Regions from separate parts of the Homo sapiens genome. Here regions 1, 2, 3 and 4 are each linked to region 5. Evidence: chromatin loops called from intact Hi-C (ENCODE). Cell type or tissue: PC-3. All regions are shown on one strand. Each heading gives the region's core, and the rest is flanking DNA. Links, peaks and the distances in the headings are about the cores only.

Evidence for each region. Hi-C counts contacts between places; a loop is a spot of excess contacts. Peaks named below come from ENCODE experiments on the same cell type or tissue, not always from the same donor. Only the 100,000 strongest peaks of a DNase experiment are listed, where the experiment ranks them.
Region 1: a loop joins it to region 5, with 14 times the contacts of the local background. A loop is called at or near these places in 43 of 110 quality-filtered maps.
Region 2: it touches region 5 in a loop (13-fold over the local background); 3 of 110 quality-filtered maps call a loop at or near these places.
Region 3: it touches region 5 in a loop (11-fold over the local background); 14 of 110 quality-filtered maps call a loop at or near these places.
Region 4: it touches region 5 in a loop (4-fold over the local background); 4 of 110 quality-filtered maps call a loop at or near these places.

Annotation. Positions count from the first base shown.
Region 1 is chr4:108,569,105-108,575,123 of GRCh38, reverse strand. All of the region lies in intron 1 of RPL34-DT (RPL34 divergent transcript), which reads left to right. Among named protein-coding and RNA genes, the nearest start is that of RPL34-DT, 48 kb to the left of the region's middle. In PC-3, for the core only: a CTCF peak has its summit at 2,399 (motif pointing right); no DNase peak of the experiment used is centred there; H3K27me3 peaks cover 379 bases.
Region 2 is chr4:108,179,373-108,185,391 of GRCh38, reverse strand. No RefSeq gene overlaps it. Among named protein-coding and RNA genes, the nearest start is that of LEF1, 13 kb to the right of the region's middle. In PC-3, for the core only: a CTCF peak has its summit at 3,476 (motif pointing right); no DNase peak of the experiment used is centred there.
Region 3 is chr4:108,510,433-108,516,451 of GRCh38, reverse strand. No RefSeq gene overlaps it. Among named protein-coding and RNA genes, the nearest start is that of RPL34-DT, 110 kb to the left of the region's middle. In PC-3, for the core only: a CTCF peak has its summit at 3,094 (motif pointing right); no DNase peak of the experiment used is centred there; H3K27me3 peaks cover 2,220 bases.
Region 4 is chr4:108,115,231-108,121,249 of GRCh38, reverse strand. The region is part of intron 3 of LEF1 (lymphoid enhancer binding factor 1); the gene reads left to right. Among named protein-coding and RNA genes, the nearest start is that of LEF1-AS1, 49 kb to the left of the region's middle. RefSeq lists enhancers at 2,521-2,800, 3,368-3,877, 4,472-4,631 and a silencer at 4,212-4,281. In PC-3, for the core only: no CTCF peak of the experiment used is centred there; a DNase peak (open chromatin) is centred at 2,589; H3K4me3 peaks cover 535 bases; H3K27ac peaks cover 2,091 bases.
Region 5 is chr4:108,057,841-108,063,859 of GRCh38, reverse strand. LEF1 (lymphoid enhancer binding factor 1) reads left to right here. Exons shown (of 12, transcript NM_016269.5): 11 at 197-237. The coding sequence ends at 231. Among named protein-coding and RNA genes, the nearest start is that of HADH, 71 kb to the right of the region's middle. In PC-3, for the core only: a CTCF peak has its summit at 3,532; a DNase peak (open chromatin) is centred at 4,989; H3K27ac peaks cover 1,056 bases.

The DNA.
Region 1 (6,019 bases), core at 356-5,355, 510 kb before region 5:
AATCATTTTGGATTGTACCAATGCCTTCTCAGTAATAAAAGAAATGGGGAGCCAGGCTTGGCATGGGACAAGTCTCTTCAGCTGCAGTAAGACATTACGTATGAGTTGTCTACCCACAAAAGGGCCCACTGTCAGGTTAAATTAATGAGCTGCATGTTTTAATCATTAAGGTAATAGCAATATGTGGATTATTTGCCTAAGTTTTAATCATTTCTGTTTTCACCAACTAGGTCATCAAACGCTTTCTTTTAAGAAATCTTTCTATTTCATAGCAGAGAATAGCTTCTATGTGGGACAGAAATAAATGCTTCAGAGTCCTAAAACACTAAACAGCTCCAGGGTTTGGTAAAATTTAGTTATGCCTTTGTCCGTCAACACAGGAATTTGGAGGGACTGGCCGTGGTCACCATTAGCAAATGGAACCAGCATGAGTTCCAATTTGCAAAGAGTTGAAGTAGAATAGGGGAATTTTAGGTCTCAGCAGCTGAGGTGGAAATGAATTATTTTGTGGACCATGGGCAGCACTGAGACCGGGTGAGTTGAAAGAGATACTGCTGACTATGCCTGCAGGGGATCTGATGGCTTTGCTTCCACTGGAAATTGCTTTGTACAGACTTTCAACTCACAGTCTGGTATCTGCATGGCAAATGTTGGCAAGAGGACTTGCTGTTCTCAGGAAAGTCCACAGTAAGTAGATCAAGACACAACTTCTACAGCTGATTTTTCTAATAAAGCCATGCTTCCGAAAAGGAGGGATGAGTTTTAGCACCATTTTCATTTCTTCTTAGATATTTAGGCTATACCCAAGTGAAACCTAGAGCATAGGGTCAAAAAGAGAAAAATCCAACTTATTACTTATATCGTTGGGGTAATGCCAAGCACACGACTCAATTGATTTTTGATCGAATTTGCTAAATTAAAACAATCATTTTATGAACTCTGTGATAGTACTGTCCAATGTGTTACCACAGCATTTGTTCGTAACTCAAACATAGCTCTTCCTATACGTGTTATAGTGAATTACACCATTTAGCTATGTGCTTCCAGAGGTCAGGGACAGTAACATATTCATCTGTGTGTCCTCACGTCTTTATACAGAGTTGATGATCATAGAACATAATTGACAGTGTAGGAATCAATGGAGAGTTTCTGCTTTCCTTTCTGGAAACTGTGGTGTGGTGGGAAACCAAAGGATATAGGGGGTGGGTTTAGAAATATAGAATTACAGATGAGAAGGGCTCTCAGAGATCACATAATTCAACACTTTCATTTTACGGATGAAGAAAGTGAGGTCCAGAGAGTTTAATGACTTTTCAAGGTCAATTAGTTGGTGGCAGAGCCAGAATGGAGGTGACACTGGAACTAGCATTTACCAGAAGCTGCTATAGACTGGGCATTGTGCTTAACCTGTGCTGTCTGATTCATCCATTCTTCTGTCCTTTTTTTTTTTTTCTTGAGACGGTGTCTTGCTCTGTCACCCAGGCTGGAGTGCAGTGGCGCCATCTCGGCTCACTGCAACCTCCACCTTCTGAGTTCAAGCGATTCTCCTGTCTCAGCCTCCCAAGTAGCTGGGATTACAGGTGCCCACCACCACACCTGGCTAATTTTTGTATTTTTAGTAGACATGGGCTTTCACCTTTTGGCCCAGGCTGGTCTCAAACTCCTTGACTTCAAGTGATCCGCCTGCCTCGGCCTCCCAAAGTACTGGGATTACAAGAGTGAGCCACCGCGCCCAGCCTCTTCTATTCTTTTTTACTGATTTATCCATTTTCCATGTGTTTGGAAAAGGACTAACATTATTTATTTTGAAACTAAATCATTTGGAAAAAATATTAAAGTACATATTGTATTTAAATATTTGCTTCGTCCTTGTTTCTAGTATAGATCTAATATTTTGTCCAGGTGAGAAAAATAAAAGACAATCTGGCAGCTCTGTGTGGAGTGTATTTCCCATACAGGCAGCCTAAGGATGATTCTTGCTGAGAGTTGAGACAAAGATATTTTACCATAATTTTGCTCTGAGTTCTAACATTGGCCAGATACAGTTGCCTAAAAATGTGGCAAAAAAAGTTTAGGTCCCAGCTACTCGGGAGGCTGAGGCAGGAGAATCAATTGAACCTGGGAGGTGGAGGTTGCAGTGAACCGAGATCGCGCCACTGCACTCCAGCCTGGCGATAGAGCGAGACTCCGTCTCAACACACACACACACACGCACACACACACACACACACACACACACACAAAATTTAGACACACGAACCCATGTTTTTGATGAAAGAGGAGTCAGATTTTCCCAAAGACTGAATTCACCGTGAATCTGTTTGAAGAAGAACCCACCTCATAGATTTCCTAGCTGTAGAAGGTGTTGGTATAATTTTACCGCAATTGAGTTTATTGTCAATAGAGGGCGCCAAAGGATGGAAAAGTAATTACTGATGACTGGTTTGTTTCTCCAACTCAATTCGCCAGTACATATTTTTTTGAAAATAAACCTTTGAAAAGTCATCTTTCCATCTTTTTTTTTGTTTGTTTGTTTTGAGACGGAGTCTCCCTCTGTCACTCAGGTTGGAGTGCAGTGGCGTGATCTTGGCTCACCGAAACCTCCACCACCTGGGTGCAAGCGATTCTCCTGCCTCAGCTTCCTGAGTAGCTGGGATTACAGGCACCCGCCACCACACCCAGCTAATTTTTGTATTTTTAGTAGAGATGGGGTTTCACCATGTTGCCCAGGCTGGTCTTGAACTCCTGACCTCAAGTGATCTGCCCGCCTCAGCCATCCACAGTGTTGGGATTACAGGCATGAGCTACTGTGCCTGGCCGTCTTTCCATCTTGAAAAGGGAGAATCAGTACCTCTGTCCACATGTGTACTGTCATTTCTGCCCATCCAGGCAAAGCCAAGCTGAACAGAGCACAGCCTGAAGCTGGGCTTTTGTATATGGGTAGTCTCTGAAGTTGAGAAGAAGTTTCTACTCCTGCTTTTTTTTTTTTTTTTTTTAAACCAGAAGATCCAACAGCTTTACGTGCACCAGTCCTTTAATTGTTAGCAATTCACATTCCAATTCCTGCCATATGGCAGGCACATTGTTAGTTTCTGGGGAAACCAGGTACTAAAACAGAACCACCTGCATGCAGCCTACAGTATAGTGGGCAACAGAGACATTAATGAAACAGTCACACAGGCATACCATCAAAAATTATCTTGACAAAGTGGTGTTTGAGTTGAAATCTGAAAACTGAATAGGTGCTAACTAGGCAAAGTAGGGAGGGTGGAGGAAAAATACTCCAGCCACAGAGAACAACAGGGTCCACACGTCTGAGCCAGGAGGGAACATGGGCACTCCAGGAGTAGAAAGCCAGAGTGACTAGAGCCTGGGAAATGAGAGTGAGTGGCTGAGGCTGGACGGGGGGCAGAGTCATATCATACAGGGACTTAAGGCAGTGGCATGGAGTTTGGATTTTGTTGTCTGTGCCAGGCAAAGTTCTTGATAAGTGGTGATATGGATAGATTTATTTTTTAAAAAAGATTTCTCTAGCTATTTTGTGGAGAATGGATTAGAAGAGGGCATGATCATGAGGAGGCTACTGCCACAGTTCAGATGGGAGAGTGGCAGAATGTGGTGGCTTGGACCACCATGGTGATCATGAAAATGAAGAGACATGAATAAAGAGGGAGATAAAATTGGCTGAACTTTATTGTGGATCAAACATGGTGGTGAGGGAGGGGGTGGATGACCTCTAGGTTTCTGACTTGCAAAGTGCACATAGGTTAGAGTTTTCAAACTTGGAAAATACAGCTGGTGGTGTTTAGGAAGTGTTGTCATTACTGATGTGAGGTGGAAATCAGGAACGTAAACACTCGACAGTAGCTCATTGGGCAACCCGAGTTCTGGCTGTTGGTCTTTGCACCAAATCTCTAAACTTCTGTCATTCAGTGGACATTTCAAGCAGAGCTAGGAATGAGCAACAGCATTGTAATGTGATATTTAAATACGTAGCCTATACCAGCATGTACATATGTATATACATAGAAAAATTCTGGAATATAATTAAACCATTAACTGTCATGTTTGAGAAGTGAGAGGGAGTTCCAATTTGAAGTCCAGATGTTACTGTGTTGTTTGAAAAAAATTAAAGTAAGGCTTAATTGGTCTTCTAATTAGCAAAACTCATAAAATCCTGTCATTTGCAATAAAAAGCTTTTCAGTTGAGAAATTCGAAGCCCTTGTGGAGCCCCAATAATCTCTCACCTCCATTAAATTTCTCTACAGGAATTTAGAGAATCTTTCTATTTTGGGACCTTCTAGCCCCAGACAGCATAGATTTTTCTCACTGCAGCTCATTAGAGATGCTCAGAAAATCAACTTGAGGACAAGCTACAGAAGCCCTCCTGGTACCCTTTGATCTTTTGAGTAGCAAATGTGTCATTTGTAGCATGATGGTCCAGTTCTTATGTGAGGCTAAAACAGAGCCATTTCAAGATGCTCCTGAGACTCCCTGAACTCCTACTAACTACTAGACTTTCTGCCAATTGATGTATCAGTTCTGCCATCTCCCCCGGGACATCATTTCCACTTGCTTGGTAAATAATTAGCCCGGCTGCCTTTGGCTATAGCAAGGATTATAAATATTTTAAACACTGCAAGTGATTGAAACTGTTTCTATTTGATTTTGTCTATTCCTCTGATGCTTTGGGTAAAAACTTAACTCTAAGTAGGAAACATCTTTGGGAAGAACAATGTTCTAGGTACGAGAGGATGAGGTGTTGTATAGGCTGCTAAGGTCATCGGGCATTCAGAAACATGCTATAAGCCAGTAGTTTGAACCTGTCCAGTTTTAGCTCATACTAACCAATTTTTCTCACGTGAGAGAGATAAAAGACCCCATGTCCTAAGAACATTTCTATGCTTATAGGAGTTTTTAAAAAATAGACCCTATTTTTTTTTTTTGAGACAGAGTCTTGGTCTGTTGCCCAGGCTGTAGTGCAGTGGCGCGATCTTGGCTCACTGCAACCTGTGCCTCCTGGGTTCAAGCGATTCTCCTGCCTCAGCCTCCCAAGTAGCAGCCTCTCCTGCACCACCATGCCCGGCTAAGTTTTTATATTTTTAGTAGAGACAGGGTTTCATCGTGTTGGCCAGGCTGGTCTCAAACTCCTGACTTGTGCCCACCTCGGCCTCCCAAAGTGCTGGGATTACAGGTGTGAGCCACCACACCTAGCCACAGAGGGTTTTTAGAGCAGTTTTAGGTTCACAGCAAAACAGAATGGAAAGTTCTTACATGCCCTCTGCCCCCACACATGCATAGCTTCCCCCAACATCCTGCACTATAGAAGTACATTTGTTACCATCAGTGAACCTACATTGACATATCGGTATCACCCAAAGTTCATAATTTCCATTAACTTTCACTCTTGGTGTTGTACATTCTATGGGTTTTGAAATGTATAACGACATGCATCCATCATTGTAGTATCACACAGAATAGTTTTATTGTCTTAAAAATTCTCCATGCTCCTCCTATTCATCTCTCTCCCTCTACCCACTGAAAACCACTGTTATTTTTACTGTCTTCATAGTTTTGCCTTTTCCAGAATGTCATATAGTTGGAATCCTTATAGAAATTTAAAAATAATTCCTCTTACAGTAAGTTATAAAACATAAAAGTTCCCATTTATATAATCAATTCTAATCTTTACAGTGAATTCTTTGTGATTACTATGGAAACCCGATGTCTTAACTAAACCATGTCTGTATCTTACTAGAGGCTCATGGACAACCTGGTGAGAGCCACTGACCCATGCAAGGCAGGCAGGGAAGTTGGGGCGGAGAAGATACTGGTATGTTGGATAGGGGATCTATCCAGAGATCTGCAGAGTATTTGTTCTCAGCTCTTTCAATGTGACTTGTGATGGAAATAGTAACATGTGCCTATTGATCCAAAAAGTAACATACTACAGTGGTGTACAAAGTAAATACTGTCCATGCTTTTATGCCCCAGAAATGACCTCTGTTAACAGTTAAT
Region 2 (6,019 bases), core at 404-5,403, 120 kb before region 5:
CATAGAGGTCAGGAAGACAAAACAAGCAAAGGAGACTAACGAAGAGCCAAGGAGATCCGGAAAGAACCAGAAGCTGATGGCATCCTGGAAGTAAGGGAAGAAAGCGTTTGAAGAAAGTGTAATCAACTGTGTCAAATGCTGATGATGGGTCAAATAAGGGGGACGAGAATTGACCATCAGATTTAGCAGTTTTGGTGGAGAGCTGGGGCAAAAAGCATGCCTGGAATGTGGTCCAAAGAGAAGGCAGAGGAGGAATGTATGTTCATTTGCTACCCACTTTGTGCCTATGATTTCAGTACTGCTTGGAACCTAAAGAAATGTCTAATTATTTCCTTGACAAAATAAAGCACGATTGAATATTAGCTCTTTTTGAATTAATTAATTTGGGTTTAAATAAAGTTTTTCTTCAACAGTGTTTTACCTAAGTTATTTAAATGATTGGTGTAATTCTCTACTTTTCACATGAACAAAATATTGGCTACATACTACAGTATGTGGGGTAGATGTGATGGATATTCTGCATATGTAGTCTCTATGGTAAGTTAATGAATGTTTTATGTAAGTCAGTAAGTCTCTCCTCTGTTCTCTTCTGGTGAGGCACCAATAATCTGGAACATGAGAAAAAGGAGACAGTAGAAAGAAAAGAGGAGTAAGCAATACTTCTGAATTTTCTCCAACCTGAATGATGGAGTTAGTTCTATTTTAATCCAGTGTCAACATAATAGATGGACACAAAGTCAATTCATCAGTGTTCACAGTGAGGCTTGCAGCATAATTACTGAGTCATGGCACAATGTAAATTGAGTTACCAAAATAAAAAAAAGAAATTGTCCCCTTTTTCCTTTTAAATTAAATCTTGTGTCATGTTCCTGGTCAGATCTGGATACAATTCTGAGTTTTTAACTATATAAATTAGTTGTAATGTCTGCAATACCACTCTTATTTGATTGCAAATTCCTCTTTCATCTCACCAAGACTAGAGGAAACTATAAAGAAATAGGATATCACTCATCTTCTGATTAACTGAAAGTGAGGGCAGAGTTTTATTCAAAGGATCATATTTCTGGGCTAGAAATATAATTATTATTGCTTTATTTCTTTTTCTTTTCTTTTTCTTCTTTTTTTTTCTTCAATAAAAAAGGAGCAGAAAGAGACATTACAGCTGAAATAGAGTTACTTCCATGAAATGTTTCTTCCACAGTGCTGGGAGCCCTAAGATAACAGCCTTGTATTCAAATGTGAGAGGCAGAAAATGTAATTCACTTGAAGCATTAAGTGAAACAGAATAGTTTTTTTTTAAATCATCCACAGTAAGTGAAATATTCTTAGTAAATAATGTACAATGTCCATTTGATTTTCAATATTTTTTCAATTTGCAACCAAGAAATAAATAGACATAATGACAATGATTTTCATTTAAAGCTCATTGTTGCTATTATTGGAATAATGAATATAATTAATCATAGAGCATTAACTCTTATATAGAAAACAAACAGGCTTATCTTGGTTTACAAGTGAGTGAAAGAGATAAAAGTAAATATTTAGTTATTAAGTAAACTCTCTCTCCTGCTTTACTTCTTAGATTGTACCTTATCTAATTGCTGTCTGTCCAACTGATATTCTCATAGAAATTAACCTTTTTTACTTTAATTTTCAGCTCACTTATTTCTAACTTACGTAGCCACCAGGCAAAGGCATTTCTTACTCAGGTGACCTTCTGGCACCAATTCACCACTTTGGGCACCAAATCATCCCTCCTATCAATTCTAATTCCCTTCATTTTCAGGGGTCAAACTATGAAATTCTCATAGCAAACCAGTGGAAACAGTTTCTCAAGTGATTTCACACCCCACATGCTGTAGGGTTGACGAAGAGAGCAGGAGGGATGAAACGCACAGGGGCGCAACAGCAAGCAGCTCAAGAGTGTTTTGTGGGCCATACTTGGAGTAGATCCTTAACGTTGTTTTCGCATTATTGTTTTTATTTCCCTCACAGCATGCAATGTCTTTTTGGACTACCAGGCTAGTAATCCCAGAAGTCATCTGACCTGAACCATGTTGCAATCCATTCCATAGTCCTCTTTAGGACAATTTTAACCTATGTATTGATCACATTGTTTTGGCATGGACCTTTGAGCCCATATTTAAGTTAATTAAATTTTTCCCTTCCTGGAAGTTGAGGTTTATCTTCACCTTAGAAACAGAGAGGAAAGAGAAAGAGAAAAAGAGAGAGAGAGAAAGAGAGATGAACTTCAGCTATTTCACAGTAAGGGGGAAAAAAATACATCCTATCTGTATTTTTTAACACTTCCCACAAAAGAAATTCAGGAAATGCTATCTTTTTTACAGTAAGTACAATATTGTGCCACAGCCAAAAGATGTTCCTGTTTGCTGTGTTCAACCACATGTTGAACCGACAGAGGCCAGAGGAATGCTAAGCCTAGAAGGTATGTGCAGGGGGCATGCACAAATCCACGTTGCTCTCCTGCGCTTCTGCACCCACCAAAGAGCCTCATGTTCCCAAGTCTCTGGCACACAGCTGCCTCTGGAAATCACCCCATCAGGTCCTTAGTCACTTGCTCCCCTAATACCCTTCCCCAAACATCCATGTCTGGAGCAAACCAAGACCTCTTCCGACTGTCAGTCGTTAAGACAACAGACATTTCACTTACTACAATGAAAAACAGTTTATAATACAAATTATTTCATGCAATTTACTTGGTCAGTGTTTCAATTCAGCACTTTGATAGCCAATCCAATAACCTGAGTTCCATTTCTCTCCTTCCTATTAAGTACATTACAGTATTAGCATGTTTTCTAGAAAGGGATACTCTAAGGTGACAAGTTGTTCAGATAGAGAAAATAAATTACAGAGTTAAGGAATATATCCGAAGCAACCAGCAAGAAAACCACAAACTACCAACAAATGTCATTTCACCAAAAATGTAGCTTAAGAAGTTGCTTTGAAATAAGTTCATCCCATAGGGGAAATTTCTGGGATGACTGAAATGTTCTATATCATGATGGAGTGATAGTTTCACAGGTGTATATATTAATCAAAACACTCTGGGGAGTCTTTCAGAATCACCTGTGACTCTCAGAGCTGCCCGATTTAAAACACACACACACGTGTGTATTTGTATACTTTGTACACTTAAGACCTACACATTTCATTGTGTTTAAATTATTACCTTAAAAAAAAACAGCCCATCTTTCTGATCATTATAAACCAGGGGTGTCCAATCTTTTGGCTTCCCTGGGCCACAGTGGAAGAAGAATTGTCTTGGGCCACACATACAATATACTAACAATAGCCGATGAGCTAAAAAATAAAATAAATCATAATGTTTTAAGAAAGTTTACGAATTCATATTCAGCTGCATTCAAAGTTGTCCTGGGCCATATGTGGGCTGTGGGCCATGGGTTGGACAAGCTTGCTATAAACTGTCAGAGCCCTTTTATATTGACCTCTGCATGACCAGCAGGTGGCCCTGAAATTGTGTCTGCTATAATGCAGTGGCTCCAATACTGCCCCCAGTTCCTGATACTCTTCTTCTGTGATTTACTAATTTTTGTTGTCAAAATTACCCAAGATCAGCTCTTTCACTTTTTAAGATATTTTTATCACATAACATTTAAAATTATATTTTATTACTTTAAAAATGTTGGTTCATTGCATATAAAATTTTCCAAATGCAGCCAGGTGCGGTGTCTCATGCCTGTAATCCCAGCATTTTGGGAGGCTGAGGCGGGTGGATCACCTGAGGTCAGGAGTTTGATACTAGCCTGGCCAACATGGTGAAACACCGTCTCTACTAAAAATACAAAAATTGGCCGGGCATGGTGGCGCACGTCTGTAATCCCAGCTACTCAGGAGGCTGAGGCAGGAGAATCGCTTGAACCTGGGAGGCAGAAGTTGCAGTGAGCCGAGATTGTGCCACTGCACTCCAGCCTGGGTGACAGAGTAAGACTCTGTCTCAAAGAAAAAAAAAAGAAATTTCTAAAAGCACAAACAATAAAAAACTCAATAAAAAATCTCCACTATTCAGAGAAAACTACTATTAGTATCTTACTGTCTGTCCTTCCAGATATAGTCAACAGATATTGACTAAGTGCCTACTTTGTGCCAGGAATTGTTCTAGACATCAGATATACTGAGGTAAACAAAACAGTGCCCCTGCTCATAGAGTTTACATTCTAATAAATGATCTGTAAACATAAACTTTTTAAAATGAGGTATGATTGCATTTATTCTCTTATAACTTTATTTTTTAACTTAGCAATGTATCACTAATATCTTCATGTGAATAAAAATAATTGAGCATCATTATCAAAGCTGTGTGGTATTTCACCATCAAGCTATATTAGAATTTCACAAATCCACAGCTAGACCTTTCCAAGTTTTTCAAAGTTATAAACGCTTCTTTTTCTTCCTCCTCGTCTTCTTCTTCCTCTTCTCCTCTTCCTTTCTTCTTTTTCTCCTTCTTCCTTCTCTTCCCTGCTCCTCGTTTTCTTCTCCTTCTTCCTCTTCTCCTCTTACTCCTTCTCTTCCTCTTCTCTTCCTCTTTCTTCTTTCTCTTTTTCTCCTTCTTCCTTCTCTTCCCTCTTCTTTTCCTCTTCCTCTTCATCTCCTCTTCCTCTTTCTCTACTTTTCTCCTTCTTCTTCCTTCTCTTCCCTCCTCCTCCTTTCTTTTTCTCTTTTCCTCTTCCTTTTTCTTCTTCCTCTTCTCCTCTTCCTTTTCTCCTTATTCTTTCTCTTCCTCCTTGTTTTCTTCTCCTTCTTCTTCCTCTTCTCCTCTTACTCCTCCTCTTCCTCTTCTCTTCCATTTTTTTCTCCTTCTTCCTTCTCTTCCTTCCTCCTCTTCATCTCCTTTTCTTCCCCTTCTCTTCCTTTCTTCTCTTTTTCTCCTTCTTTCTCTTCCCTCTTCTTTTTGCTTCCTCTTCTCCTCTTCCTCTTTCTTTTTCTCCTTCTTCTTCCTTCTCTTCCTTCCTCCTCCTCCAATTCTTTCTTCTTGTTCCTCTTCTCCTCCTCTTCTTCTTCCTCTTCTCTTCCTCCTTCTTTTCTTCTCCTTCTTTCTTCTTTTTTTTTTTTTTTTGAGGTGGGATCTCACTCTGATGCCCAGGCAAGAGTGCAGTGGCATGATCATAGCTCACTGAAGCCTCAAACTCCTGGGCTCAAGTGCTCTTCTTGCCTTAGCCTCCTGACTAGCTGGAACTACTGGCGCACACAACCACATCCAGCTAATTTATTTTATTTTTAGAGATGGGGTCTTGCTATGTTGACCAGGCTGGTCTTGAATTCCTGGCTTCAAGCAATCCTCTTGCCTTGATTCCAAACTGCTGGAATTACAGGTGTGAGCCACTGTGCCCAGCCTACTCTCTGTACTTCACTGAAAATCTATGGTTCACTTTTATTTTTATTTTTTTTCTTGAGATGGAGTTTCGCTCTTGTCACCCAGGCTGCAGTGCAAGGGCATGATCTCAGCTCACTGCAACCTCCTCCTCCTGGGTTCAAGCAATTCTCCTGCCTCAGCCTCCTGAGTAGCTGAGATTACAGGCGCTTGACACCACGACCAGCTAATTTTTGTACTTTCAGTAGAGACAGGGTTTCATCATATGGGCCAGGCTGGTCTCGAACTCCTGACCTCAGGTGATCCTCCTGCCTTGGCCTCCCAAAAGTGCTGGGATTACAGGTGTGAGCCACCGTGCCTGGCCTATGGGTCATTTTTAGTCACAGTAAGGATAGTATGTTTATGTAATACTTCTCTACCATAAAAGCATATCAAGGCTTTAGAGGTACATCTCTCAACAAACAGTCTTTACCCATTTCTTCCAGAAAATGACCCTGCTCTTTTGTTCATCTTCCTCCTCTTATTGCATCAGGTTTAAATCTCTGAAATGGAGGGGAATGACTTTTGCAACTAAAAGAATTTGCTAGGCCTAAGGCTAATGCCTTATTAAAGCATTTTAGTGAAAACTCAAGGCATAGGACAGAATAGACTTACTATTATATCTGGCCC
Region 3 (6,019 bases), core at 518-5,517, 450 kb before region 5:
ACAATTTGACTTCCTCTCTTCCTATTTGAATATGCTTTATTTCTTTTTCTTGCTTGATTGCCCTGGCCAGAACTTCCAATACTATATTGACTAGGAGTCGTGAGAGAGGGCATCCTTGTCATGTGGTGGTTTTCAAAGGGAATGCTTCCAGTTTTTGCCCATTCAGTATGATATTGGCTGTGGGTTTGTCATAAATAGCTGTTATTATTTTGATATATGTTCCATCAATATTTAGTTTATTGAGAGTTTTTAACATAAACAGATGCTGAATTTTATTGAAGGCCTTTTCTGCATCTATCGAGATTAATCATGTGGTTTTTGTCGCTGGTTCTGTTTATGTGATGGATTACGTTTATTGATTTTCATACGTTGAACCAGCCTTGCATCCCAGGGATGAAGCCAACTTGATCATGGTGGATAAACTTTTTGATGTAAAGTACTTTTTTTAAAACTTTTTTTCTGATATTTGGAAACATGACCAAACATGGATTTAAGTCTTTAAATCCATCATTTTTTGTGGCTGCAAAGTTGGCTTAATGTATTTCTTCTTCACTAGGTAAGGAATCATTTTACTGTTTTCTCTCTCTCTCTACCCCCAAAGCATCTCCTATCAAAGAAGCTAAATTTTTGGTACAAGTGTGGTCTGGTGGTCTCCATTCCTAGCTGTGCATCAGCATCACTTGGGGAGTTTATTTAATTTTTTTTGGACTATTGTTAATATTTAAAGCAAAACAGTTCATAAGTGAAGCAAAACAACAAGACAAGCACTTTGTTAAAATATGTTACATTAACCTTCTCATTTAATCTTTCCAGCAACTTTACCCTATTAGTGAACTGCAGTGCAAATAAATTGTTAGTTGCCAAAGTCACACAGTTTTAAGTGGTCCAAGCTGTTAAACGCTGGGATACACTACTTCCTTTCATTGGTGATATCAAAACCATTTCCAAAATAAACTTGATTCCCCCACATTAACTAATATTCTCTTCGTTTATTCCTTCAGAAGGCCAACCTCATCCCTTAGATGGTAATTCCACGTTTCCTTTTGTAGAAGCTACACTTTTTCCCATTGTTTCTAAAATCTGTCTAAAATAAAAGACTTTCTGCTAGAGGAAACACAAAAGTACCCTTCACTGTTGCTATAGAAAATTATAGAATTTTCATTTAAAGAGGCATTCAAAGAGCATGCAGATTAAAAAGTAGAAAAATATTGCAGAAGTGTCAGGTAGTTAGTACACACATTCTGTTAACCTGGATTTTGTGATGCTTACAGTATTTGTCAACTTTGTAAAATTATTCTTAAATAGTCACTTTCTTACCTAATGGTACTTTTATGTTCTGTTTCTTAAAGAGCTCTCCAAGTGGCATAAGCACCAGCTTCCACAGAATGGGATATGCCCCCGGGGAGGGAAATCATATTCATGATCTTGGTCGCCTAACGTAGTGTTTTAACCAAGGAGCTAACCTATAAGTAGAGGCAACATATAGCTATTATCATCTTCTAGAGTCCACCTGTTATTCTAGAACTGGATTAGAATGTCATGGATAATAATAAGTAACTATCTTGTTAGTTTATATCAGCTGCCAAACTGTGGGATTAAAAGGAGTCTATGACTGAGAAGAAAGTTAAGAACGTCCAGTTAGTTCTCATTTATTCCTGCTTGGTTTCAAAAAGGAAGCAATCCATAAACTAGTCAAGAAATGAAATTAACATAACAGCACTGTTGGGAGTATTTAACAGAGTATCTGCCTTACATTGTTGTACCAGTTGAGTTGGGCCTTTTCTAAATTTTCTATGTGAACATATATTTTGGTAAATGTCCCTTAACTAATAGTATACCCAAATGGACTGCATTTAACTTATTGAACAGGGGACCCCAGCAGGGGTAGTGGTCCACAGCCTGTTAGGAACTGGGCAGCACAGCAGGAGGTGAGAGGGGCAAGCGTGCATTACTGCCTAAGCTGCACCTCCTGTCAGATCAGCAGCGGCATAGATTTTCATAGGAGAGCAAACCCCGCTGTGAACTGCGCATGTGAGGGATCTAGGTTGCATGCTCCTTATGAGAATCTAATTAATAATTAATGCCTGATGATCTGAGGTGAAACAGTTGCATCCCAAAACCATCCTCTGTCCCACCTTCCCCTGCCCCCATGTATGTGGCAAAAGTGTCTTTCACTGGTTCATGGTGCCAAAAAGGCTGGGGACTGCTGTATTTGAAGGTGGCTTATTCAGCCATCTCAATTTTCTTGAAGACATCTGCTAGTTCAGAATAAAGTGGAATAAGACAGGCGAGTGTTGTCACAAATTTCATTCATTACATGTACATTTTACTCATAGATGAGCCACAGCAGGTCTCACTTCTTCTACTAAATTTAGTTATATGATTGCCTACCAGTAAGTTTAAAAGAAGTAAAAGATGAAGAAATGTGGTGCATGCATAGGGTGCTACAGGAAGGTAGAATTACTTTGGATATAAGAAGGAAGAAAAGCAATGAAAAGAAGAGACAAGAACTTAACTGGAAAAGGAGCATTTAGCATAAGGGCAAACAGTTCCACGTATTATAATTGTTCCTGAGGTCTTGCATAGTAAATGATGTTCATAATAAACAGCTCTTGGTCATGTATAAAAATTTAATTTTCCTTTGTATTCCTTTGAAAATAATATTAAACCTTATGGTGCTTAAAATTTTGATTATCTAAAAAATTATTTATATATCAGTTTATCTTAAAATAATGTAGTTTGAAAGATAATGAACTGTAATAAAGAGCCACGTTAGAACAGCATTCTATTTTATCCAATTTCGGAATACTGTTTGTGAGATTTTCCCAGGTGTTATTTGCTTTGATGATATTACAATTATTTTCATCCCCCCCCCACTCATCAAGGACAAATTAATGAGTCAAATATCTCAGGTTAGAGACAATGTAAGATTGAATAACAAGATGAAATATTTGTTGTTTATAATTCAAAATGTGGATATATGTAACCCACACACGATAAACAGTGAGTAATTATGTACCACCTGTGAGGATGGATGTAAAACTTTCCTCCCTGTATTTAGGGCCACATGAGTTCTTGTTTCTGAAGTCGCATTGTAATCCCCCAGTAGATGGTGCTGAACAAGCAGGGAGGACTGGACCGGGAGCCTTTCCGATCCCCCGCCCCGATCCTGACTCTCACCTCTCCGCTCTGCTCGGTGCTTGATGTTCTGAGAGCGATTGTTCAGGAACGTCTAACGATAACAAAACCTCTTTCAAACATTACACAAACACAAGCCGAGGTGGGTCAACATCATTAGCGGACTTCTCCTTTGTCTGTTATTAAAAGGAGTGAAGCCCAGTAGCCTAAGATACAAGCTGGTGAGTTTCCAGTTATCCTTTCAGTAACAAGGCACCTTTTGAAAAACATGGATTATCTGTTTGAGGTGGAAGAGAGTAAAGGGGGAGGCACAGGATAGAAGAACATTTAAAAAGTGTGTGTGAGTGGGGGTGGAGGGGAGAAATATGAATTATCCTTTGACAACACGATTCAAGACTCAGACACAAGCCCCCTGGAGTCAGATGTTCTTGTGTTTGAACCTGCATATTTATAGAGTCAAAAAGAAAGGAGACGTTATTTATGCAAAGCTGAAATATCATACACTTAAATGGATAGCTCCTTGTGACAATAAGTGACTCATATGTCAAGACAAGTAATCAATTTTTCATTCTGATTAAGACCTTTCAACTTAACGCAGGGAGAATGCTCCTGGCTGCCTTAAATACATCCTGTTAAAACAGAAGTCTGCACTTAATCGCTCCTTTTTAGAACATGAGTCTGATTTCAGGCCAGGCAAAAACATGGGGGAAAACACTTTAGGAATAAAGTAAGCTTTGTTTCCCCTTTTGCACTGGAAAAAAAACCATAAAGCATTTGAGTAATGTTAATACTTAGGTGTTCATTTTAGAGAAACTTGGGGGATCTAGTGAGCTGAAACTAACTCTTTACCTTATAAATCTTAAAGAACTTTAAGTTGAAGGAATTTAACTTAAAATAATGCTATCAAAAAAGGAAGTTAAGCATTATTACTTTTCTGTTAGTATTATTGCCAAACCAACTAGAGCAGAATTTCTTGACCAAGACTATGAATCTACAATAGTTCTTTCTGTAATCGACCAAGACTGGCATAACGCTTCCTTCATTGCTTCCTCCAGGGAGAAAAACCTGTGTAGAAGTGTGCATTGTACTAGTTCCTCCAGAGGACTGCCAACGTGCCAGGAAACGTAGGGGATGTGGACAGTGGGACTATGTTTGGGGAGGCAAAGTGGAAATTGGGATGTATATAATATCAGAAGTAGGGATAAAATTGCAATCATAGGCAGTTGCAGCTATGGGTCTACAGACATATGCAGGAAGTGAGAAACGGCTGAGGAAGAGGGAATTTGCAGCCAGGAACAATAGAAATGGGCATGGATGTGCTTGTGTGTTTCTCAGCAGCCCTGTTTTGAAGGGGAGCTTTGTTTCAGGATGGAGGCTGAGAAGAGTGAAAACAGACTGGGGAGGAGGGTAGAGACATGCCAAAATTCACGCCCCTAGCAAAGTTCAAAGGACCCAGAAAGTTATTCTAGTGCCTTTTCACCAAGTGCCATGCTGTGTTGCCACCAGCAAGGCATCAAAGCTGCAGCCAGTGTGCAGATCCCAGGCGGCTGGGCTATGTGATTGCTGACTGCCAGCACTGAGGCACCTCTCTGGGTGCCCACCTAGTGGGAAGATCCTCACAACCACATGGTTGTCTGTGGCCACTGGGCTGTCACCTGGAAAAGGAAAACCATGCAGCACCCTCATAAATGGCTCTGAGCTGCTGGGGCAGTTCACCATCGGCAGATGACCTTGGTGAGGAAATGATGAGGAGTGGCGAGACCCAGTGTCACAGCATGTTAGGTATTTATCGCTGCATAAAAATTACCTAAAACTTAGCAACCTAAAACAATAAACCTGTATTATCTCATCAGTCTCTGTAGGTAAAAAATCTGAGATTGACTTAGTCGGGTGGTTTTGGCTCAGGATTTCTCATGAAGTTGCAGATATTGGTCAGGGCTGCAGGCATGTGAAGGTCTGACTGAGGTTGGATGATCCTTTTCCAAGGTGTTTCACTTACATGCCCACCTGATTCCTTCTGGCTGTTGGCAGGAGGCTTCAATTCCTTACCCAGTGGGCCTTTCCACTGGGCTGCTTGAGTGCCTTCACGACATGGCAGATGGCTTCTCCCAGGACAAGTAATTAAAGAGAGAGTGCAAGAAGGAAGCCACATGCTTTTTATAACTTAGTCTTGGAAGTCATATACCATCACTTCTGCCACATTCTGTTAGTTAGAAGCCAGTCATTAAGCCCTTTCCACACAGAAGAGGAGGGGAATTAAATTCCACTTTTCGAAGGAAGAATTATCAAACAATCTTTGAATGCATTTAAATATCACTACAAACAGAGAGGATGGCCATTAGAGGATGGCCAAATGGATATATTCCAGATGGCTAGGGCAGATATGTGTCTTCCACAGACCCTGGAACAGTTGTATATTGTCTCAGTTGGGAGATTAAAAAAGAAATGTCAGCACAAGAGTCTCAGTCCAGACTAATATGATAAGAATCTTTCTGAGGATGGAGCCTGGGAATCTGTATCTTTAAAGCTTCCTGTACAATTTTGCATACAGGGAAGTTTGAGAGCCCCTGATCTAGAACAGCGCTGTCCAGTGGAAATAGAGTATAAGCTGAATATGTGATTTAAAATTTTCTACTAGACACATTAAAAGAGTAAAGAGAAACAGGTGAAGCTAATTGTAACAATATACTTCCGTTAATACTGCCAAAATAGTATCATTTTGACAGGTAATCAATGTAAAAATGATTAGTGAGATATTTACCTTATTTTTTGACACTAAGTGTTGGAAATCCAGTGTGTATTTTACACTTACAGTACATTTTGACTTGGTCTAGCCACACGGATCTAGTAGCTATTGGATTTATTGATTACTGCTGGTCTA
Region 4 (6,019 bases), core at 451-5,450, 58 kb before region 5:
ATCATGGCCTGGCACCAACTGTAGTAGAAGTTCTTTAGTTACTATATTCATCACCATGGACTCTCAGTTAAAAAATGCTAGTGTCACTTAATAAAGCAGTAGAAGTTATTAATTTTGTTAAACCTAGGCCCTTAAGCACATGTGTCTTTTTAATATTCTAGTGATGAGATGGGAAGTACATATAAAGCACTTTTACAATGTGGCAAAGTGCCATGGTTGTCTCGAAAACACCAGTATGATTGAGTTTTTACTTTGCAGAATGATTGACAGGTCAGCTGTGGCTCTTCAGACTTGGTTATTTGGTAGACTTGGTTATCAAAAGTAAGTGAAATGAGCCTATTGTTTTAAGGAAAACAGTTATCAAGTACAAAATTCAAGCTTTCAAATACAAATTAGAATTTTGGAAATCTTGTATTCCGCAACATAAGCTTGACAGCTTTCCTATCCTTTAATGTCTCTTCTGATGAGTTCAGTGGTGATATTGACAAATGTGATTGTGGTATTATATAATGAAACAGGTAAACATTGGGAAAATCTACATGACTCAGTAACCCAACATTTTTCAGATGATCAGTGTTTGTTGCAAAATCACATGTGGATGAGAGATTCAAAGTGTAGGACTTTGATAGATTAATGGATTTCAATGTAACAGAGTAGGAAAAGTTCACTGATGGTTTCAGATTCCACATTGCAGCTGACCTTTAAAAAATTACTGCTTTGTCCATTGTATCAAAGAAGAATATTCATAATTATCTTAAAAAGCTATTAAAATAATTCTTTCCTTTCCAGTTATATATCTGTGTGAGGCTAGAATTTCTACATATACTTCACAGCAAATTTTATGCAGAAGCAGACATGAAAATTTAGTTGTCTTCTATTAAGCCAGATGTTAAAGAGGTTTTCAAAAACATAAAATGGTGGCTGGACACAGTAGCTCATGCACATAATCCTAGTACTTTGGGAGGCTGAGGCAGGAGGACTGCTTGAGTCCAGGAGTTTGAGACCAGCCTGGGCAACAAAGCGAGACCCCATCTCTACAAAATATAAAGAATTATCTGGGGGTGGTGGCACATACCTGTAGTCCCAGCTTCTTGGGAGGTTGAGGCAGGAGGGTTCCTTGAGCCCAGGAGTTCAAGGCTACATTGAGCCGTGATCACACCACTGCACTCCAGCCTGGGTGTCAGAGTGAGACCCTTCTTTTAAATATATACATACATACACACACACACACACACACACACACACACACACACACATATATAAAATATACACATATAATGGTACAACTTCCTATAAAAATATTTATGTTCACATGTAACAATTTAAACAGATTGTTTTTTAAGCAAATTAATAAATATTTTTTAATTTTCTCAGTTTCAGTTTCCAATATGATAAATATTGATAGATATAATCCATATAAACAAAAGCTCCCTGGGTGTCCTCAGTAATTTTCAAGATTATAAATGGATGCTGAAACCAAAAGTTGGAGAACCACCAGTTTACTAAGTCAAACTTTTAGGCCGCCTTATAGGAAAGACTTGAGGCTACCAAATGCACAGGTACATATGTGTTTCTTTTTGTAATGAAGGCTATCGTGATGGGGCAGATCATTCAACATACTCCCAAACAGGCCACATCCTGAAACTGGCAAAGACCTTCACACCTTTTATTGAGGGTTTTTTATTTTAATCTTTTGCCTTACAGTGGGACTTCCTGAAAAGTGTGGTGATTCTCAGTATTTCATTTTGTACATTACCATAATACTCTTACATGACATTTTGAGCATCATAAATCTGAACTCTATTATTAGGTTCAATATGTAATATGGACTCAGAAATTTCTTGAATGAAAATTTATGATGAGAATTAGTCATATCCCTAGGGTTTAGTCAGTGAAAACAAAACCTCAGTGTGTGCATTTAAAGGTGATCAGGAATAGAAATTATCTATTCTAAATGAAAGGAAAAAAGATAGAAAATTTCCCCATTTTAACAGAAAACAAAGACAAATGATTTAGAACCCAAGGACTGACTTTTCTCCTCAATATGTGATTTTCCATCACCTGATGTTGAACTTTTATCTCGTATGTGGGAGTTAGCTTTCAGTTCTACACTTATAATCTGTATAGCTGACCTGCTTGAAAGGCAAAGAAATTGAAAAAAAATGTTTTTTAAAAAATCTTATTTTCATGTGTTTTTCTTTGGTGTAAGTTGCTTGACTGTATTTCATCACAAATCATGTACTGTGCGGTATAGTTCCCTCACAAGGATGCATGATGTTGAATATACACAAAAAAATCTTTGTTTGAAAAAAAAATAGTTAGAAAGTTGGTGCTTTAACCAAAAAGAAGCTCAAGAATAGATTAGACCGTAACAACAAATTATGTAAAACAAAACCCAGAAAACAGGTCTGGTGGACGTTGTGTGTTATACTGTCTCATTAAAGAAAATGAGTCAAGATTGATCTAATTAACCACACAGGTTCAGTACATTTTACCTACTCGAGCAGGCTGCAGTGGCCATCTCCTGCCACAGCTGTTTGTTTAAATTGTTCACATGAGTCATACTGAGAAAGAGCCTTTAAAAAAAATAGGTAAACAAACTATTTGAAATCTCTGTCTTCTACCTGACAATCATCTAAGAGAAGCATTGTAATTATGTACTTGGGAGAGTCCCTGGCCTAAGGCCTTTCTAAACCTGAGGTGGCCTTACATAGATATTTAGAAGTAATGTCTTTTCACATGTCATTCATTGGGTGTATAGTGTTTTATGCAGTCTTTTACCTTCATGTTAGTTTAACTATAGCATGACAATTCACAGTTCGCATTAAGCCTAAGTTTCGCACTCAAAATCATTTTTGTATAAAATGTATGGAACTTGACTGTTGACAAATCGATCTGTTGAGTATTTTTATGTCACTGTTTAGCAAATGCAGAAATGTAGATTTGTGAAAAGATGACTAGAGATGAAAGCATGAATTCTTTGCCACCTTCCAAGTTAGCAGTAAGTATTAATAAGCTCATCTTTTAGAAAACAATGCAATGGAAATAAAAATAATTATTTGTTCTTGTGGTATGCTTAAAAGGATCATGGACTTTGGTGAAAGATCTGGATTTGACTCCTACCTCTACTACTTGTTAGCTGTGGGATCTTATGCAACTCATTTAGTCTAAGCCTCGTCACTCCCCACTCCCTACTCCCTAAAATGGAAATAATGATAGCAATCTCACAGAGTAGTCATTGGGACTGAACATTTATTTAGCATAGTACTTGGCTCATAATGACTGCCCCAAATGCTAGTAATAGTAATTGTGGCTGTTATCACTGCTAATATTAAGTTATATTTCACAAGTGCTAATTAAGTCCTGTTATCTTCCTGAGCCTTGGTTTTCTTATCTCTAAAATGGGGACTTGGGAGGTGATCTCTAAGATTCTTCCAGTCAGACCTTTCCAGTCACCCTGCAGAGGCTGGCGAGCTGCCCATTGCTGGGACCCTTCACGCCCACCCTGATCCCCTCCCTGCTCTTCCTCCCCCTCCCCGCAAAGCTTCTCTCTGGCCAGTTCTGCTCAGCAGGAGGTCGTTTGATCAAAGCCCTGGGAAAGGTCAGACATTCCTGGAGTGGTGACACTCAGCCGGCTGCAAGAGCTGCCCTTACAGAACCTTGTACTGCAGAAGCTGTAGCTCAAATGGAGAGGCTTTTCTAGGAGCCATTTTCTGAGCACTGTGGCGTAGCCCAGCTGGGAAGAAAGTTACTGAAGAACACCTGTTTGGGGGTGGCTGTCAAAAGCTTTGTTATGCTTTCATTTTCTTTTGGGATGTGCAAATGGTGGGAATAGAAAGGTGGAGGTTGAATCTTGTCATAAAGATGCTAACAAGTGGTAAATTACACTATAGTTAAACCGTGCAACCATTAAAAATTCTGTTAAAATATTTAATCACGGTAAAATATTTACAACATGTCGAGTAAATTAGATTATAAAATAATATCAGGGTTTTTTTTAAAAAATGTTTATATGTGAAGGTATAATGGAGAAAAATTAGGAAGAAATTTATCTCTAAGTTTTTTTCTGGGTGGCAGTATTAGGTAATTTTTGTTTAGATTTTCTAAATGTTTTACATGGGTTGATTCTAATGAGGAGAAACAAAAGAAATAAAATCAAAGAAAGAACCTTAATTGCTTATCAGATGAAAAGGCTAACCTCTTCACAGAAAAGAGGATGTGTGAATGTGAATTGTGTACAGTGATGTCTCACAGTGAGGGCACTCTGTGTCACACGTTGCCACCTTTGGCATCTTGTGGGCTTGAAGCTATAGAATGTGACCAGTCTCTTTACTTGTGGGCACTTACACAGTGCTTATGATGTGCCCAGCACTGTTCTTGGCACTCTAATACTAACTTATTGAATCCTCTCCACAACTTGCTGAAGCAGATCCTATTATCCTTACCTTACAGGAAACTGAGAGACAGGGATGTGAAAACACACAGGGCACACAGCCAGTGAGAAGCAAAGCCAAGATTCACACCCAGGTTCACCAGGCCCCAGAATCCAGGCTCCCACCACATACTGTTCCACTTTGCCCTGAAGTAAGACTCTTGACAGCCCTCAGGGCAAACAGCTCTCAAGTTGGATTTTATGTGTGTGGCCATCATGAGGGTTAATTGGGGTGTACTGTACTCTAGTGTGGTTCAGAAGTGGACTCGGAGGGCTCTTTGGTCCCTTCTTTTTGTTTGAGACAGTCTTGCTCTGTTGCCTAGGTTGGGGTACAGTGGTGCAATCACAGCTTGCTGCAGCCTCTACCTCCTGGGCGCAAGCAGTCCTCCCACCCCAGCCTGTCAAGTAGCTGGGACCACAGGCATGTGCCACCACGCCCAGCTAACTTTTCTATTTTTTTGTAGAGATGGAGTTTCACCGTGTTGCCCAGGCTGGTCTTGAACTCCTGGGTTCAAGCAGTCCTCTCACCTCGGCCTCCCAAAGTGCTGGGATTACAGGTGTGAGCCACTGTGCCTGGCCTGCACCCTTTTTTCTTGCTTACTGTTTCTCTTTCCTGTCAGCTGAGTCCAGCTCATGTCCCCCTGCCCTTTTCACTGTTTGAGTTCCAAGCCAACTCCCACACAGCTACCTTGATCAGATTTGACTCTCTTATTTTACCTCAGAGTCAAAATCTTGCCTGGGCGGGAGCACAGCAGTGAGCCTATAGCTTAACTTGGAATTGAAACCACCATTTATTTTCCTTCTGTCATTGTCAGGGACCTCAATTGTCTCTACAAAAATAGCTTTCCATAACTGCTCCTCAGTAGAGGGAAGAAAGCAGTAAAGAGGAAGGGGCACTGCAGCCTTCAGACCGCAGGCCTGCCTTACAGCCGTGTGTGTGTGTGTGTGTGTGTGTGTGTGTGTGTGTGTGTATGTGTTACATTATAGGCAGACCTTTTAACCTCTCTGGGCCTCAGTTTCCTTATTGGTAAAATGCAAGGATTGAAGTAAATGAATTTCAAGGTCTCACTGCTCTGATGTTTTGAAAAGCTTCAGTGTATCTTTCAACATTTTCCATTACAGATTCTTTTTTCTCATGCTGTAAATGCCAGAAGCAGAGAGAGGTTAGTCTTATCTATTTCTACAGCAGCAGCTACACAACTATCTTATTCTTTCTCTCTTTAACCTCTTCCAGTCTGATTAGGACTCAGCTTCATCCTACTGTTTTGATAGCAATTATCTATTCTGTGGCATCAGCTACTATTTATTTTTGAGATAGAGCTCAGAGTTACCAATTCTTGGGTTATTAGCACACTTGTATTTAGCAAGACCAATAATGTGAACCATCTTAAAATTAACACTTAAAAAGAAATTTTCTCAAGGTTACATAGCAGAAGAATGACATGGACTCACCATAGCCACTGAGAGAGCGGGTAGCTTCCCAGTATTAAACCGAATTATATCTGAGTAACTTCTCTTGATCAAGTCTCACCACTGTTTCTACTTACTACTACTGTTCTTGCCCTCATATTCATTCAGTTGTGTCTA
Region 5 (6,019 bases), core at 696-5,695:
AGTGAGGTCCCATTTATTTTCCTTTTTTCTTTCATTAAAAATAAGGCCACTACTTGTACTGCACAAATAAAAATGGCTGGTATAAGAACCATGAAAAGTAAAGCAAACAAGTTCACATGATATTGTAGCTACTACGTATTTGGAATGTACAAAAACCTCTTCAATAAAAATTTGTTAAAGACACAATTTTCTGCAGGTACAGGTCCAAGAATGACAGCTGCCTACATCTGAAACATGGTAAGAACGACTCTCTGGTCCTACTGCTGACGTTAGTTGTTATAAAAAGAGGCACTTGCTTGTGAATCTTCTTGCTCATAATGAGTTCATTCGACATTGCTCCTTAAAGAGGAGAACTCAGCAAAATCAAATTAGTGCTTTAAAAAATCTGATGGTTTTTATACCGGCTATGTATTTGCAATATAGTATGCTTTTATCTTTTCTCTTCTATCCTCTTTGGCACATTTATTCTTCCTCCATTTCCTTTCCCCTAACTCTTTCTTCTAAACCATTTCTTACTGATCAGTGGCAAATCGGCCTGCTTAAAAAAAGAACAAACAACAACAAACAGTAAGCAAAATGCCATCTTACTCAGCAAATCCAGGGTGGGTTTGAGGAGCACCATTTTAGCCCAGAACTCCCAAGCTTTTGCTCAGTAGAGACTTTTTCTCAATTGAAATCACATGTAGTCACTCAAAAGTAATGTATTTGTTTCTAGTCAGAAAGCTATATATGCTTTATATTTTTTCTATTATTTAATATGGCATGGGCACTTATTTAACTGTGTTTCTTCTATCAAGTATTTCTCTTTATTGGTAACTATTGCTAGATTTTGCTCTAGTATTTATAAGTAATATTTATTTTATTTCTTTTTACTATAATTTTTTATTTATTTCCACATGACCACTAGCCCAAGGAACCTGACATTGTAAATTAAGGCTTGGTCTTTATTAAGCTTTAAATTAGCAGGGTGTGTACCTCTTCTCCTGGTAACAGTTCTCAAAGGAGCTGCCTTTGGTTATCCTCTCTAAGAACCCACATCCAGTCAATCACCAATCCCTGTCTTTGGGGTCTGTCTTGAGCCTTTTCTCTCACACTTACCACTGCCATAGCCCTAGTTCAGGTGCTCAGACTTTCCATCTGGAGTACTGTAATACACGTTAATAATTTTTCTGCCTCCAGGCTTTCTTTCTACCAGTTCATCCTTCACGTTGCTCCTGGAGGGATTTCCTACAACTCAGATTGTGCATCACTTCCCGACCTGGAAACTTAGCCAGTACTTCCCGTTGGCTAAAAGATAAAGCACCCGCCACTGAGTGTGTGGGTCTGCCCAGTCCTGCCCTTGTAGCTTTGCCCCCAGTCACTCTTGCTCTCTGCCTCCCCTCACTTTCACCCTAGCCCTTCTGAGTCCTATGATCAGTCCAAACAAAATTATTAGCAGTTCCCCACATGGCAAGAGGGCACCGCACATGCTGTCCCTGGGCTTCGAAAGCCCATTTCCTCTACAGAGGACTGGATAGACGTGTGCAGTGTTTCTTAGGAGAAGAGTGTTTACTGCAGCTCATTTGGCTTTTGACTAAACCAGGTGGCCCTTACCTAAACTTTTAGAACTTAATTTTGGTGCTGAGGTTTCAAACAACTTGCCCAAAAGGGGCCAGCAGAGATTTTGGTACCAAATAGATCTGAATTTTAAATCAGTTGATTCCCTGAGCAATCTACTTCAGCTTTTTAATCTTCATTTTCCTTACCTGGAAAAGGGGAATATCGATACCTACCCCCTGTGGTGGTTGATGTGCAGGATCTGCCCAGCGGCCAGCACACAGTTGGAGCTCAGACTCACTCCTTCCTCCTACTGAGACCTAAGTCAATTGCCCTCTCCTCTGTGAAACTTTCTTCATCTTTATTCAGATTCCCCAGGTTTTTCCAAATCCCATCACTGTAGTTTTATGATATCAAAATTCTTCTAAACTAATACTGAGTGGCAAGCTTTCCTCCAGGTGAAAGGAGGACCATCCCTTCATATAAGATCAAAAAATAATATACTCATTTTAACTCAGTGGCTATTAATCGAGAACCTCTTCTGAGCCAGCCACCTGGCTCCATTATTAGAAGCACAGATAGGATGTAAGCATGGCTGATGACACCCACCCCAGTAGCTCATGGCTTCACAATAGAAGTAAATCTAGTCAAAATCACAAGCCTTGTAATTTTTTTTTTTTTGAAAAAAAAAATTGTTTTAATTACTGAACACTTAGGAATGGCCAAAAGTTTTTTCATGTTCTGCCTGTAAACAGAAAGCCCTCAGAATGGCAGTGTGCCAAGGGCTGGCACTCGATTTACCTCACTTCTGTTTGCACCAAAATCTGTAAAGCTAACTATTTATATTAAAAAGCATGGAAAAATGTATTTCTGTATTTCAGAGTTTGGTAGTCGATTTGGTGTTCTTCAAGATGAGCATCCTATGGTATTTTAGATGTAAAAGATGGCTATTTTTGTCCTAAAGTGTATCCCAAACATCTTTTTCTAGCAAGTCACAGCTGTCATTGTGCTTTCTTGTCACTTATTTATATTTTCTTAAGGTTAAGATGTTCTCTCTATCCTGCGCAAGAAAAACAAAAATAACCCTCTCTCTCCACCCTACCCCCCTAAAACATTCTCAGGCCATCCCGCCGCTGGTGAGGCTCCAGTTGGTTGAGCTTCCTGTAATCAGAGTCTCTGGTGTTGCCCTCCCTCTCATTCCCGGATCAGTCATGCAGCCTTTGAAGTCACTGCCCTGCACACCATCCGAGTTTGGAGACCAGAACTGGCAGTTATTGGATAAGAATTGTAGAGTAGAGAGGAGCTCAGATCCACCTTCATAAAGATTTCCATAAATTAGACATGATAATTATTTCTGTTGTACCCCCACCCCTTCCTTTGTTGTAGGAATTCAGAAACATTCTGTTTGTATAGTAGCTGACTTGTTATAGTCATGATTCAGCATTTATTGAGCACCTAAGATAGGCCCTATGGAGACTTGTGTGACCTGGAAATAGAGTGTTGGATGGAGCAAAGAAGGTCCCTATTCTCACAGTGCTTGTTATGTTGCTGTGAGGGTAGTTGATTAAAAAAAACAAACAGGAAAATATAAGTACTATAATAAAAATAAGTTAGGGAGTAACTTAGGGGTCTGCTTTTAGATTGGATTGTCAGGAAAGGCACCTCCGAGGAGGTGGCACTTAGAAATAACCACCGTTATTACAGAAAAATGGAGGGGGTCTTCTGTTCTGGAACAGAGCCCTGGCAAAGAAATGAAAGACAAAGGGAACAGAGCGTCACGTTATGGAAAGAGCAGAGCCCAGGAATGAGGCCACCCAGTCTCCCAGGTTAGCTCTTGTATAAATTTGTGCGGCCTGGGGCAGGTCACCTAAAGCCTCTGGTTTCTCAGTATAAGTGAAGGATTGTGCCCAGCGTCCTCTGAGATCCCTGTCTGTCTCTCCCTCAAGTCCAACTTTCTGGTCTGCTTTGCTTTTGTGTGGTCTGCACTGCCTCCCAGTGTTATTATAGGGACTCAGATCTCTTTTTTTATTTCCTAATTTATAGTCATCATTTTATGTCTGAGTGGCTCTGTATAACTATAAAGCTTCTGCACGACCTTGAAAATGGCTTATACATGATGGGGATGTTCTTCAGTTCCTGTACAGATCATCCCCTGTGTCCCTCCTTCCTCCCCAGGATGGCTACCTTGTGTCCTGGGATATTCGAAGCATTGCCTCTAGTTTGAGGGTTTGATTTTCCACTAATGTAATAATATGGTTCCTTGTTTGCCAGACTACAGTCATACTAGTGCTGACCTCACCTTAGAAATAGTAAAATACTTGATTAGAACCAATCCTCCAGGCTGGGTATGGTAGCTCATTCCTGTAATTCCAGTACTTTGGGAGGTTGAAGTGGGTGAATTGCTTGAGCCCAGGAATTTGAGACCAGTCTGAGCAACATGGCAAGATCCCTTCTCTACAAAAATTAGCTGCGTGCGGTGGTGTGTTCCAGCTACTGGCGAGGCTGAGGTGGTTGGATCTATTGAGCCCGGGATGTCAAGGCTGCAGTGAGCTGAGATTATACCACCGCACTACAGCCTGAGCAACAGAACATGGCTCTGTCTCAAAAAACGCAAAAAACAAACCAGTCTGTCAGAGTGTGATGTGGAATATCACACAGCTGGTTTTCAATTCTGAAGGGAAGTTGACGAGTAAAGGTAAAGCTAGGCTAGAAGCAGTGGCTCATGCTGGTAATCCCAGCACTTTGGGAGGCAGAGGGTATATACCATCACTTGAGGGTAGGAGTTTGAGACCAGCCTGGGCAACATGGCAAAACTATGTCTGTATAAAAAATAAAAAGCATTAACTGGGCATGGTGACACACACCTGTAGTCCCAGCTACTCAGGAAACTGAGATTGAGAATAGCTTGGACCTAGGAGTTCAAGGCTGCAGTGAGCTATGATTGCACCACTGCACTCCAACCTAGGTGATGAAGTAAGAACAAAAAACTTGTATTTTCATTTCTTTAAAGATCCTATGGGTTTCATGGAATGCTTCCCATTTTTTGATGGGCAGCGCCAGCGCAGTGGCCGCATGCAGCCCAGCGGAGAGGCTGGCTCCTGAATCAGTGCTTTATTCACCCGGTTGTGTTCCTGTCTCCCCGTATGTTTCTACTTTTGAGCATTAAAAAATGTTTCACCCTGGTGAAATCAGATTGAAACAAATAAATTACCATTAATGTGGTCTCAACACTGTGGGGAAACTTTTAGGATAATTGGAAATGAGATCCCTAAAAGCCATTCCTCCAGGTTGGAGATGGTGGTCCCCAAGCTGCAGGATCTTTGGGAGAGGCCAGATTCATCTGTTTAGCTTTTCGGACTAGTCATTTGTGGGAATGCTGGGAGCCCAGGGCCTCAGGGGATAAGACTGCACACACTGTCCTTTGTCCAGCTGGAAGACCGGTGTCATGAACACTAATCACTTGTTTACTCACCACGCAAACATTTAGTGAGGACTGCTGTAAGTCACGAATCCTGTTAGGCGGTGGGGGTGTTTGCAAATGAGATCCTATCCCTTCCTGGAGGAGCTTCAAGTTTAAGAAGATATAGACATATTAAGTGGGTAGTTATAAAAGAGTATGTTTTATGCTGTGAAGAAGTGGCATGCTGTGCCTTATATAAAAATAAAGAGAATAAGAAGTATATAAATCGGAGTGAAATCAAGGAAGGCTTCCTGTGGTAGATAGCACTCGAGCTGTCAGGTTGGTGGCGGAATTTGGGGGTTTGATAGCACAGTAATAGAATTGATGTGAGTTTCTGGTGTTTGGGATATGTTTGATTTGGAATACCACCTTAAAATTTGTCAGAAGTTAGAGATTATTATCAAATACTGAACTTTGCTTTCTTCCTGACTTAAGATTTATATGAAATTAAAGAAGTAAAGAATTATAATGTTTGAAGTGCTGGAGAGAATTATGACTCTGAGTTTACTAATTAAACAATTTTCAAAATTGGCTTATTAATATTTACTTTATCAAAACAAATATAAAAAGCCTACCACCTTTAAATTATATAGATTGAAAAGATATTTTTAGATACTTTATTTCTTTTAGTTGTATGACATGAGAGTTAGTTTAAAAGAAGGAACAGGCTACTTTTAAAAGATAAAAAAAGGCTGGGCACAGGGGCTCACACCTGTAATCCCAGCACTTTGGGAGGCAGAGGTGGGCAGATCATGAGGTCAGGAGTTCGAGACCAGCCTGGCCAACGTAGTGAAACCCCGTCTCTAACTAAAAATACAAAAAATTAGCCAGGTGTGGTGGCAGGCGCCTGTAATCCCAGCTGCTCAGGAGGCTGAGGCCGGAGAATCACTTGAACCTGGGAGGCGCAGGTTGCAGTGAGCAGAGATAGCACCATTGCACTCTAGCCCAGGTGACAGTGAGAGACTCCGTCTCGGGGAAAAAAAAAAAAAAAGATAAAAAAAATCATCTGCTTAAACACATTTG